Linked DNA regions of Homo sapiens: region 1 is linked to region 2. The links are chromatin loops, found by intact Hi-C in ENCODE. Cell type or tissue: heart right ventricle. All regions are shown on one strand. Links, peaks and the distances in the headings refer to the core of each region. The heading gives the core; the rest is flanking DNA. Region 1 holds the start of SNORA47 (small nucleolar RNA, H/ACA box 47). Region 2 overlaps S100Z (S100 calcium binding protein Z).

Region 1 (5,370 bases), core at 1-5,000, 210 kb after region 2:
TCATTGTGCTAGCCTTTCAACTTTTTCTGGATGTGTGGAATTTTTCAATATAAAAAAATAAGAAAAAAAAGAGGCCTATGGAAAAACTGGGAACCAGTATGCAACAGGAAAAGGAATTCTTTGAAGGAAAAACAGGATCCACCTACCAAGAGAGCAATTTCAAGGGAGAGATTAAGCAAAATGAAGGCTGCAAATAGATCATCATATTTGGTCACTGGGAGATTGTGGCAGCTTGGAAATAGTCTGGTGAAGCATAGAAAACTGACATGCACCCTAGAACTTAAAGTATTATATATACATATATATATATATATATATATGTATATGTATATATGTATATATATATGTATATATGTATATATATATGTATATATGTATATATATATGTATATATGTATATATATATATAATATATACACACATAAAGAAAAAAAGAAAAGAAAACTGACCCAGAGTGAGGGAGTAAAAACTGGGGAGGAAGGATAGGCAGCCAGGACTTGTTGGCCCTTCTGGGTTAAGTCTTTCTTTTCAGTAAGAAAGGGAGACTGCACATTGCTGAGGAAGAAGAGCCTGGGGGAAAGGGAGGGACTGAGACAGCGAAAGGGGGAATACTACAGGAGGAAAGACCCAGTAAACGTGGGAGAGGAATGGGATGGAAAATGACAGGTAGATGTGGCCTTAAGCGGAGGGATGCTTTCCCCTTCAGCCCAGAGGTGAGCACTATGACGACATGTGGGGAAGAAGCCCTCTTCCTAGTGACAAGGGGATGAGGTGATGTCTTGCTAAGGTGGCAGATGTGAGGCCTGAAAGTGGACATATGTGCCACACTTGTCATTAGGTCTGAAGCAAGGGAAGGATGGCCGAGGGGAGACAGAGTGCACCTGGTATTGGTTGAATAATATGGGCAGTAAAAAAGCGGGCTCTGGGACTGCCCCGATGAGGGCTAGAGATGATGCGGGTCTACAGCAGTCATGGAAACTAGAGGGGACGTCCCTCACCCACCCTTCAGAACTTGGTGTTGGGCAGATTATGCATTAGGAACTCTTTTTTTTTTTTTTTTGGGTAAAAAGCTTTCTCATTTCCACGCACCCTCCACCTTGGGCTGCTGGGTGTATAGGCACATGGTGTGATAAGTCTTTGGTATGGAATGAAGCTCTATCCTTTCAAAGTCACCAGGTTCGGGTTCCCAGCCCTAAGTGGCCATGGCACTGGGTGGTCTGGGTTCACGGGGCTCCTGGAGCTCTCGGGTGTCCCGTGTGCCACCCCAATTCCTTGCGTGCATGCCCACGAAAGGCCGCCCAGGCACCCCCGGTGACCCCATGGAAGTGAGTTTTGGTTCTGCTCTGGCTTCGAAGTGCTTCTCAAGCTGAAGCCTTAGGGTGTGGAAGATCCTACAGTTAGCTGGAGCTTCCGAGTGAGTAGCGGCTGCGGGCCTGGCTTCGGTTACGGCTTCGGTCCCAGCGGGGTCTGAAGGCATTGGCATTGGACGGAGAAGCGCTGTCCTGGGGTGGGGAAGTGGCCACACCCCTACAGGAGGACCTTTGTGATGACGCAGCCGTCCCTGTCACCCTCGGGGTCGTCCTTGAGCGGCGGCGGCGCAGCGGGGGCCCAGCCCAGGGCGCCCTCACGGCGGCTCACATCCCGCAGCCGCGCCTGCAGCGCCTCCCGCTCGGCCTGCAGTTCCCGGCGCGCCTGGGCCGCGGCGCGCTCTTCCTCCTGCAGCGCCCTCCGCCTCCGCTCCAGGGCGCGCTCGCCCTGCTCCACGGCCAGCTCGCGCCGCTCCAGCTCCCGCTCCCGCCGGCTGCCGCGCACGGCCAGCGCGCCCATCTGTTCCAGCAGGCGCGCCCAGTCGCCCTCGGGGGCCGCAGCGGGGCCGGGCGGCGGCGGGCAGGGCGCGGCAGGTGGGGAGCTCCCGGCGCCGCTGCTCTCCAGCTCCCGCCGGTGCGCGCTCCTCAGGTGCCTCCACAACGCCGAGGTCCCCGCGTGGAAGCCCGGGCCGCGGCCCACCTGCTCCCCGCACAGACGGCAGGTGGCCCAGTGGCCCGACGGATGCCCGGGGCGCCCCGGCGCCAGGTGGAAGTAGCCCCAGGCCTCGGAGTATGGCGCCCCCAGGCGGCCGGGAGGCGTCGGCGTCGGCGCCGGCCCCAGTCCCGGACACTGACCGCCCCGCGCCGCCGCGTCGTCCAGCCCGCGGGCCTGGTCCATGGTGCAGGCCGGCTCGCCACTCCTCATTCTGCGGCGCCCGCACGCTGGGGAGCAGGGGAAGAATAATAATGAGTGTTAGGATCACGCACACAGCTCCTAGACTACAGTTAGCCTAAGAAACCATGCCGCCCTCCATTTTCTTACCGATGAAAAGCCTATAGTGTGTGTAGATAGTCTAAGTTTCTTTCTAATTAATCTTCAGTATTAAGTGTTGATTCCTCAGAAAAAACTGTTAAAAATATCTAGCCCTTCCTATACTAGGAATCCTCTTTGAAATCAAGTGGGTCCCCAGTCAACAAGTATTTATTCTAATAGCGGGAGGCTAAGCTGCTTGAACAGAAAGAACTAGCTAACTCCGTGCTGTGTCTGTATTAGCTTTAACTAGTCTCTGCTTTCTTAATAACAACAACGACAACAATAAAAAAGGTACTGTCTTCAGAATAACAGCTAGGCTCCCTTATGCAGTCTTCTCTGGGTGCTGCACAGCACACTTGAGCAATGACCAGAAAAGACAGCTTTGGGAATGAAAATTTTGTTTCTTAAACTTCAGGAGTGGAAGAGCCAGTGGTGAACAGCCTTTTAAAAAGCTTTCAAAGACTGTATGTTTTTCAAGATAAAAATATGTTTTTGTGATTATAAAAACAATCTACTTATGAGAAAATCGGCAGTACTGAAAGCAATGCTTTTAAGATATGCACATTTAGGAAATAGCAATATCCAAAGCAGCATTCTAAATTTTTACCTTTAAATTAGACAGTGGGTAATTTCCCAAGGATTCTGGGGTCCCTGTCATTGCCTCAGGGTTTCCAACCATCTCAGGTGGGTAGAAACAATGCATGCAACACGATTCCTGAGTTCTGAAGAACCATCAGCAGTGCTAGGAGTAAATTCAGAGGACAGGCAGGCCAGTGAAAGAAATGCATTCAAACCACCTTAAAGACAGATACTAGAAATACTGAGCAGCGCCATGCCCTGGTTCACTTTTTCTAACCCTTTCATAGATACCCAAGGCATAAAACAAATAAAATTAGTTTTCTTTATTGTTTGTGCTAACTAAAAGATCCCCTCTACATATTTGCAAGATACAAAGTTTGCTCAATACTTTTAATTAAGGAAGAAAAAGAAATAAAATAACGTCTTGCTTTGTTCAACACAAAATCTGTTAAAAGGATCCAAACATAATGCAATGTCATTGCACAGTCTTTTTTATTAGGAAACTAATTCACTACTGCAATAACCTATTAAAGAAAAGGGAATACAGAAAAAGGTGAAGTTTATTAGTTAGGAAATAAGTTCACAAAGGACCAAATGTGTGATTCTAGATAAATTTGCTTTGAAAGTTGAAAAACAATGAGAAGAAAACACATGACAGACTTCTTGAGCTCTTCTGAGAACTTAGGGAGAAAATCAAGGGCAAGGTGAGACCCAGGCACAGTGAGATCAATGCTGCTCATACTGTCAGATTTTGAACCAGCAGCCATGGAGATGACAAAGTTCCAGAATCTTTCTTGTTAAACACAACTGGGAAAAACTGAAGACAAAGATGAGAATAGGAAAAATAAGCTGCTATAGTTACAGTAGCATTTAGTGTAAACTATGAATTCAGTTGCTAATAGTCTTGTTGCAGATGCACTGTACTTTTCTAAACCTAAGTATTCTTTTTCCCACCAAGCAAGTCCACTCCGGATCAGGTATGACATTTAACATATCATTTTTTTAAAAAGATAACAAATATACCAGAATCATCAAAAAAGACAAGTACCATGCGTCTTCTAACAAAGAAATGGCTATTTACATGTCTTCTGATACACAGGCATTGATTTAAATATGGTCACTCATGATAAAGACCAATTAGCATAGAAAATCTTTAGAAATTAAAGGCTACATTTTCCCCCAAGAGATGTATTACATTGCTAAAGTCTCAAAAGTGGGGGAAAGTAGGATGAGGAGTTACAGACCACCTTCAAGAATAGTGTTTTTATGGCCAGTAAATATTATGGTTATATAACATTATGGTTGCTAAACAGAGTAAGATTTAAGTGTTATAAACATTTTTAATTATCTAACTTTACCTAAAATTTTTCCTATACTTTTTTCTTTTTTAAAATTTCTATTTCCTTCTATATTGAATCTGATCTTTCCTGAGGTCCTTTTTTATTACTGGACAAACACAAAAGTGCAGAGACTATTATAATGAATCTTTACGACTAATTTACTTTATAAATTAAAAGGGATGTAAACGTTTCCTATAACATCAAGAGTATTGCTTTGCATTCTGATATGCTTTCTTGAGCCAAAGCTTGGAAACTGCACATAAACCCGCAGATTCTCTTACTTGTGCCAAAGTCTGAGAGTCATCCTTACTGATGTGCCCCTGATAGTGCCAGAGGTGACTGATTACTGTCATGCTTTTTACCTCTCTGGGTTTCCTTAAAAACTGGAATGCCCAGAGGGAGTGTCGCACAGGTGAATGCCATCTGTTAGGAGTTAAAGTGGGCACAAGGATGAGAAGCACTGACTTCGATGTCTTAATCCTTTTGACCTAGTGGAAGCCTCACCTGAGCCAGGGACAGGCTGCATCACAAATGTCGGCCAGCACAGCGCTGCCCCTCCAAGGGTGGCAAGGGGACATCCTCTGCCTGGGCAGCCCTTCGATTTTGGAGGTCTTAACCGGTGGAAGGCAGCACGGGGCAAAACTGCCTCACCTTCTCAGTCCTCCACATCATGCGGCTATATTCTAGCTCAATACAATCCTCAGTCTCAGTATCTGCTGAGTGACCAGCAGTCTATGGCCACAGGCCGTAACAGCCTGGTTAGCTGAGCAAACTATCACAAGGACAGAAAACCAAACACCGCATGTTCTCATTCATAGGTGGGAATTGAGCAATGAGAACACGTGGACACAGGGTGGGGAACATCACACACAGGGGCCTGTCGTGGGGTGGCGTGGGAGGGATAGCATTAGGAGATATACCTAATGTAAATGACGAGTTAACGGGTGCAGCACACCAACATGGCACATGTATACATATGTAACAAACCTGCACGTTGTGCACATGTACCCTAGAACTTAAAGTATAAACAAAAAACAAAAAACTCGAGTGCATTTCAGCTGCCCCTGCAATGTGGAGGGGGAGAAACCTCTTCAGACACTTCAGCCACAAC
Region 2 (5,379 bases), core at 191-5,190:
CTGGAGTGCAGTGTAGTGATCTTGGCTCACTGCAACCTCCACCTCCCAGCCTCAAGTGGTCCCCCCACCTCAGCCTCCCAAGTAGCTGGGACTACAGGCATGCGCCACCATGCCCGGCTAATTTTTGTATTTTTAGCAGAGACAGGGTTTCACTATGTTGCCCACAATGGTCTCGAAATTCTGGGCTCAAATGATCTGCCTGCCTCAGCCTCCCCAAGTGCTAGGATTACAGATATGAGCCACCACACCTGGCCATGAAAAGTATTATAAAATAAATTTAGTGCAGCCTAACTGTACAATGTTTATGAAGGCTATAGCAGTGTATAGTAGTGTCCTAGGTCCTAGGCCTTCACATTCACTCACCATTTACTTACCAACTCACACAGAGCAACTTCCAGTCCTGCAGCCTCCACTCATGGTAAGTGTCCTATAAAGGTGTACTATTTTTTTTATCTTTTATACATATTTTTACTGTACCTTTTCTATATTTACCTACACAAATACTATTGCATTACAGTTGCCTGCAGTATTCAGCACAGTTATATGCTGTACAGGTTTATAGCCTAGGAGCAATAGGCTATGCCATATGGCCTAGGTGTGTAGTGGGCTGTACCATCTACGTGTGTGTAAGTATACCCTATGATGTTCACACAATGACAAAATCACCTAATGACGCATTTCTCAGAATATATTTCTGTCATTAAGTAACACAGGACTATTTCATTTTCCCTCTTTAGGTACACAACATTTATCCATTACAGCATATGTATAATTTCTACTTTGTTAGTTTCACTTACCATTTTCCTGAAATTTTTTTTGCATTTTTGTAGTCTTTATAATTCTAATTTTAAATGGCTGCATGATTTTATCTTTTGTCAGACAAGCATGGGTCTGAGTCTCAGCTCTGCTACGACATAGTTGTGCGATTCTAGGAAAGCTTCTTTCTTTCCTTTTAAAAATAGCTTTGAGTTATAATTGACACACAATAAACTGCACGTATTTAAAATACACACTTTGGTAAGTTTGACATCTGTATACACCAGTGACACCATCACCACAGTCAAGATAATAAACATACTCACCACCCTCAAAAGTGTCCACCCTTCTGAGGTCCGTCCCTCCCACTGAGATTCCTCATGCTGTTGCTAGGAAAATGATAGAACATTTGAATCTGGTTACATAAAAAGACAAAAACTGGAGAGTTTAGGAGGAAGCAACTTAGCCTCCTGTATGACTGTAGTCTTGGCCCCAGGGCAGTTCCTGGCTCAGACACTCTGGGGGTATCCTCAGTCTAAGGAGGGTGTCTGCCTGCCCGGTTGACAGGATGCCTCTTCTTCACATACGTCTTGTCTTTCAGAGTCCATGACCAATGCCTCACTTACAAATATCTTTTCTCCTTTTGCTCCCACCTTTGTGGATATTTACCAGTTTTTTTTCTCTAAAATCATCCTTACTTTTTTTTTTTCTTTTTTTTTTTTTGAGGTGGGGTCTCACTCTGTCTCCCAGGCTGGAGTATAGTGGTGTGATCTCAGCTCTCTGCAACTGAGTTCAAATGATCCTCCTGCCTCAGCCTCTCGAGTAGCTGGGATTACAGGCATGCATAACCATGCCCGACTAATTTTTGTATTTTTAGTAGAGATGGGGTTTCGCCATGTTGGCCAGGCTGGTCTCAAACTCCTGACCTCAGGTGATCCACCCACCTTGGCCTCCCAAAATGCTGGGATTACAGGCGTGAGCCACTGCGGCCGGCCACAGTCATTACCTTTAAGCTCCCCCCAAATCTGATCATTTCTCCCATTCTTTGCACACTATCTCAGACCTTTACGCCCTAAGGGCTATGACTCATACCAAAATTGCAAAGTGCAATGGAAATAATTAATAGAGCAAGCAAGGTGCATAGGATAACCCTCTGTGCTATCAACAGGTGTGTCTCCCCCTCCTGGGATTTCATGTCACCCGTAAATTTGTGTCTCTAGCCTGACAGATTCTTTTTGAGCCTTTTGACATTGCCTTTGTTTCTGAAAGTCTCCTGGAGGGCAGGGGCTGAGGCTGGGTTATATAAAGATAAGCCCCTGAAGAAAGGGCTTTATAAATAGGATTTCAAGTGCATTCTGGGAATTAGAGGGCTGCCAGGTGCAGTCCTGGAGATTGACACTAAGGGGCAGCATGTACCAAAGGATATATTTAGCTCTGCCAAAGCCCAGTAGAAACAAAGAGAAAATCACCTTGCTTTTAAACCCCAAGAGCCAAGATGTAGAAGCCACATTTTCATCTCTTGAATCAAATTACAGCATTACAATTTTCAATATCTATTCTATTAGGAGTTTTACCTGCCAACTGAGTTCTCCGAGTAAATTATTTTATGGTTAAATATGATATAAATATAATACTGTTGAGACCCATATACTCTGTAAGATTTACTGATTTTAGTGCATCTATAACTTCAACAACTTAATTTGGAATTAAATAATATTTTATTCCAAATTCAAACTCTTTTTTTTTTTTTTTTTTGCGACAGAGTCTGGCTGCAACACCCAGGCTGGAGTGCAATGGCATTATCTCGGCTCACGGTAACCTCTGTCTCCTGGGTTCAAGCGATTCTCCTGCATCAGCCTCCCGAGTAGCTGGGACTACAGGCGCATGCCACCACATCTCACTGCTTTTTGTATTTTTAGTAGAGACGGGGTTTCACCGTTTTGGTCAGGCTGGTCTCAAACTCCTGACCTCAAGTGATCTACCCGCCTCAGCCTCCCAAAGTGCTGGGATTACAGGCGTGAGCCACCACATCCAGCTCAAACTCTTTATATTCATTGACATGACTGTTGTCTGTCTGTCTGTTTCTCTTTCTCCCTTTGATGAAGCAAATTTTTATGTGGAATAAAGGCAATCAAATAATTATTTGGCAGTTAAACTAGACAAGGCCAACTCTTGGGGAATCTTATGTTTCCCTCTCTGATTGATTTGTTTATGAATTCATCCATCAGTGAGGATTTCTGAGCACTTCCATATGCCTGTCCCTGTGCTAAATGCTGTGGAATGCATAGATGAACCAGATATCAACCCTGACATCAAGGAACTCATTCAAAGTGTGGAGGGTGGGGAACATACGGCAGACAAAAAAAAACGTGATGTTGGGAATGTATGGTAAGTGCAATGATGAGAAAAACAAACATAAGGTAGGAAATAGGAGAGGACAGAGAAGGCACCTATCAGAGATGGGGGGATGTGGGGTGGGTAGTTGGGAAGAGTGCAGGAAAATGTCCAAGAGGAGATGACATTTGAACTGATCTTAAAGGAGCAGATGGAATTAGCTTTCCACACAGTGTGCTCAGAACCTGCAAAGGCATGGAAGAATGGGAGCTCCCAACACCATGGTCAGTTTGCAGGCAGGGCCAACCCTTTGAATGGCCAGGAGCGTGGGTGTTGATTTGTGATTTAGATCAGCTTCTCTGACAGCAGAATAGACGTGAGAATGGAGGGGCATGGTAGAAAGTAGAAAGAGCAGTAAGGAAGCCACTGCAGTAATAGGGACCAAAAATTAAAAGGCCCCAAAGGTGGTGAAGAATGGAGAGAAGTGGACCAGTTTAGCTGGTATTTAAGAATTGTGGCTGGGTGCAGTGGCTCACACCTGTAATCCCGGCACTTTGGGAGGCTGAGGCAGGTGGATCACTTGAGGCCAGGAGTTCAAGACCAGCCTAGCCAACATGGTGAAACCCCATCTATACTAAAAACACACAAAATAATTAGCCCAGCGTGGCGGTGCCCACTTGTAATCCCAGCTACTCAGGAGGCTGAGGAAGGAGAATTGCTTGAACCCAGGAGGCAGAGGTTGCAGTGAGCTGAGATCCTGTCACTGCACTTCAGCCTGGGTGACAGACTAAGACTCCGTCTCAAAAAAAAAAAAAAATTGTGACAGAAGCTGGTGTGACCAAGGAACTGGATGTTTGAGATGACTGAGGGGATGAGTTTTGCTTAGGTCCCGTGAGATAAAGTAGAAAACGTAAAAAGACGTATTTACTCATTTCTGCTTGCCAGTGTAATTTCACAAGCCCCTGACTCTGTGTAGACACCCAGCTCTCCAGAAAAATGCTTTGAAGACAAAGGATACAGCATACAGTCCCGTGTCTCGGCTGAGTCATCGCATTCCTTAATAGGTAAATAAGCCTAATTAATGCCTTTTCCTATAGGTAACATAATGTCTGATGGGGTTAGGGATGATGCCTCTGTAATCTATACCAGATGTACTCTTATACACAAACCTTGATGTGATTCTGCTTTAATGTAACTTCTGCAAGTTTGATGTGACTTTGCATGTAGTGAACCCCCAAGGCCTGTGTAGAAGCTGCGGGTGGAGCTACCTTGCTGGAGCAGTCTCACAGAACCCCTCTGAAGGGCTGCTCCCAGGATGTAGACCTTGGTCTATAGTCCTCAGTAAGATTCCTGAGTAAAACTAGTTTTAACTTTCTAAAAGCTTGATTTTTTTTTTTCTTTAGTGGACAGTCCGAATTGAGTTTGAAAAGCTTGTGGGACATTCAGGTAGAGATGTGGTCCAGCAGGCTGTTGGATAGATGGTTCTGGAGCTTAGCAGACAGATCTGGGCCAAGAAATATAATCTTGGGAGAGACTGAAATTATAGGAGTAGCTGAGACCACAGTGGGAACAACATTTAAGAGCTGGAGAGGGGAAAGTGCTTTAAAAAATGAGGAGGAGGCTGGGCACGCTGGCTCACATCTATAATCCCAGCATTTTGGGAGGCTGGGGTGGGAGGATTGCTTGAGGCCAGAAGTTTGGGACCAGCGTGGGCAACATAGCAAGACTCCATTTCTACAAAGAAAAAAATAAAATAAAATCCTAAGCTCCTCAACTGACTGAACAGACCCTCTCTTGGCCCAGGGGACCCCAGAGAAACCTGAACAACTGAATTCCAGGCCTTGATGGGAAGAGAGGTCAGACAGGCCTCATTGTACCTCTTTCCTTTTGGGATACCAAATTCCAACCTCACTCTGGTAGCATCACATGACAGATAGCAGACCATGAAGGAAATCAAAATATTTTACCCCAAAATAGACTTCTCTGACATATTTTGAAATGGTCCTGTAAAGCCGTCTTTTATGGGGGAAATTTTGCATCTATAGAGAATCTCCATTAATGCAGCTAGGCCTTTCCAGATCTAGGAGAAATTAACTAGGAATTTGACACTTTTTAAGGTCCAAAAAGAAACATTTATCATTTATTCTCTCTGAAGGCTGCTACCTGGAGGTTTCATCTACATAAGAAGAACCTTGGCTTCCACAGCCCCCTTTATCTTAACTCAAGAATTTCTTTCTGCTGACTTCAAGTCTTTAGACAACAATGCTTAACTCTTTCAACAAATTGCCA

Evidence for each region. Hi-C counts contacts between places; a loop is a spot of excess contacts. Peaks named below come from ENCODE experiments on the same cell type or tissue, not always from the same donor. Only the 100,000 strongest peaks of a DNase experiment are listed, where the experiment ranks them.
Region 1: a loop joins it to region 2, with 6 times the contacts of the local background. A loop is called at or near these places in 36 of 110 quality-filtered maps.

Annotation. Positions count from the first base shown.
Region 1 is chr5:77,075,647-77,081,016 of GRCh38, forward strand. ZBED3 (zinc finger BED-type containing 3) reads right to left here. Exons shown (of 3, transcript NM_032367.4): 2 at 2,948-3,082; 3 at 1-2,249. The coding sequence starts at 2,232. The coding sequence ends at 1,528. It overlaps SNORA47 (small nucleolar RNA, H/ACA box 47), which reads right to left and starts at 4,925; the gene lies at 4,788-4,925. RefSeq lists a silencer at 1,792-2,201. In heart right ventricle, for the core only: CTCF peaks have their summits at 2,114 (motif pointing left) and 2,318; DNase peaks (open chromatin) are centred at 1,645, 1,785 and 2,125; H3K4me3 peaks cover 1,277 bases; H3K27ac peaks cover 1,484 bases.
Region 2 is chr5:76,866,131-76,871,509 of GRCh38, forward strand. It overlaps S100Z (S100 calcium binding protein Z), which reads left to right. Exons shown (of 5, transcript NM_130772.4): 2 at 4,036-4,154. Among named protein-coding and RNA genes, the nearest start is that of S100Z, 19 kb to the left of the region's middle. RefSeq lists an enhancer at 4,218-4,915. In heart right ventricle, for the core only: a CTCF peak has its summit at 2,153; a DNase peak (open chromatin) is centred at 2,131; H3K27ac peaks cover 343 bases.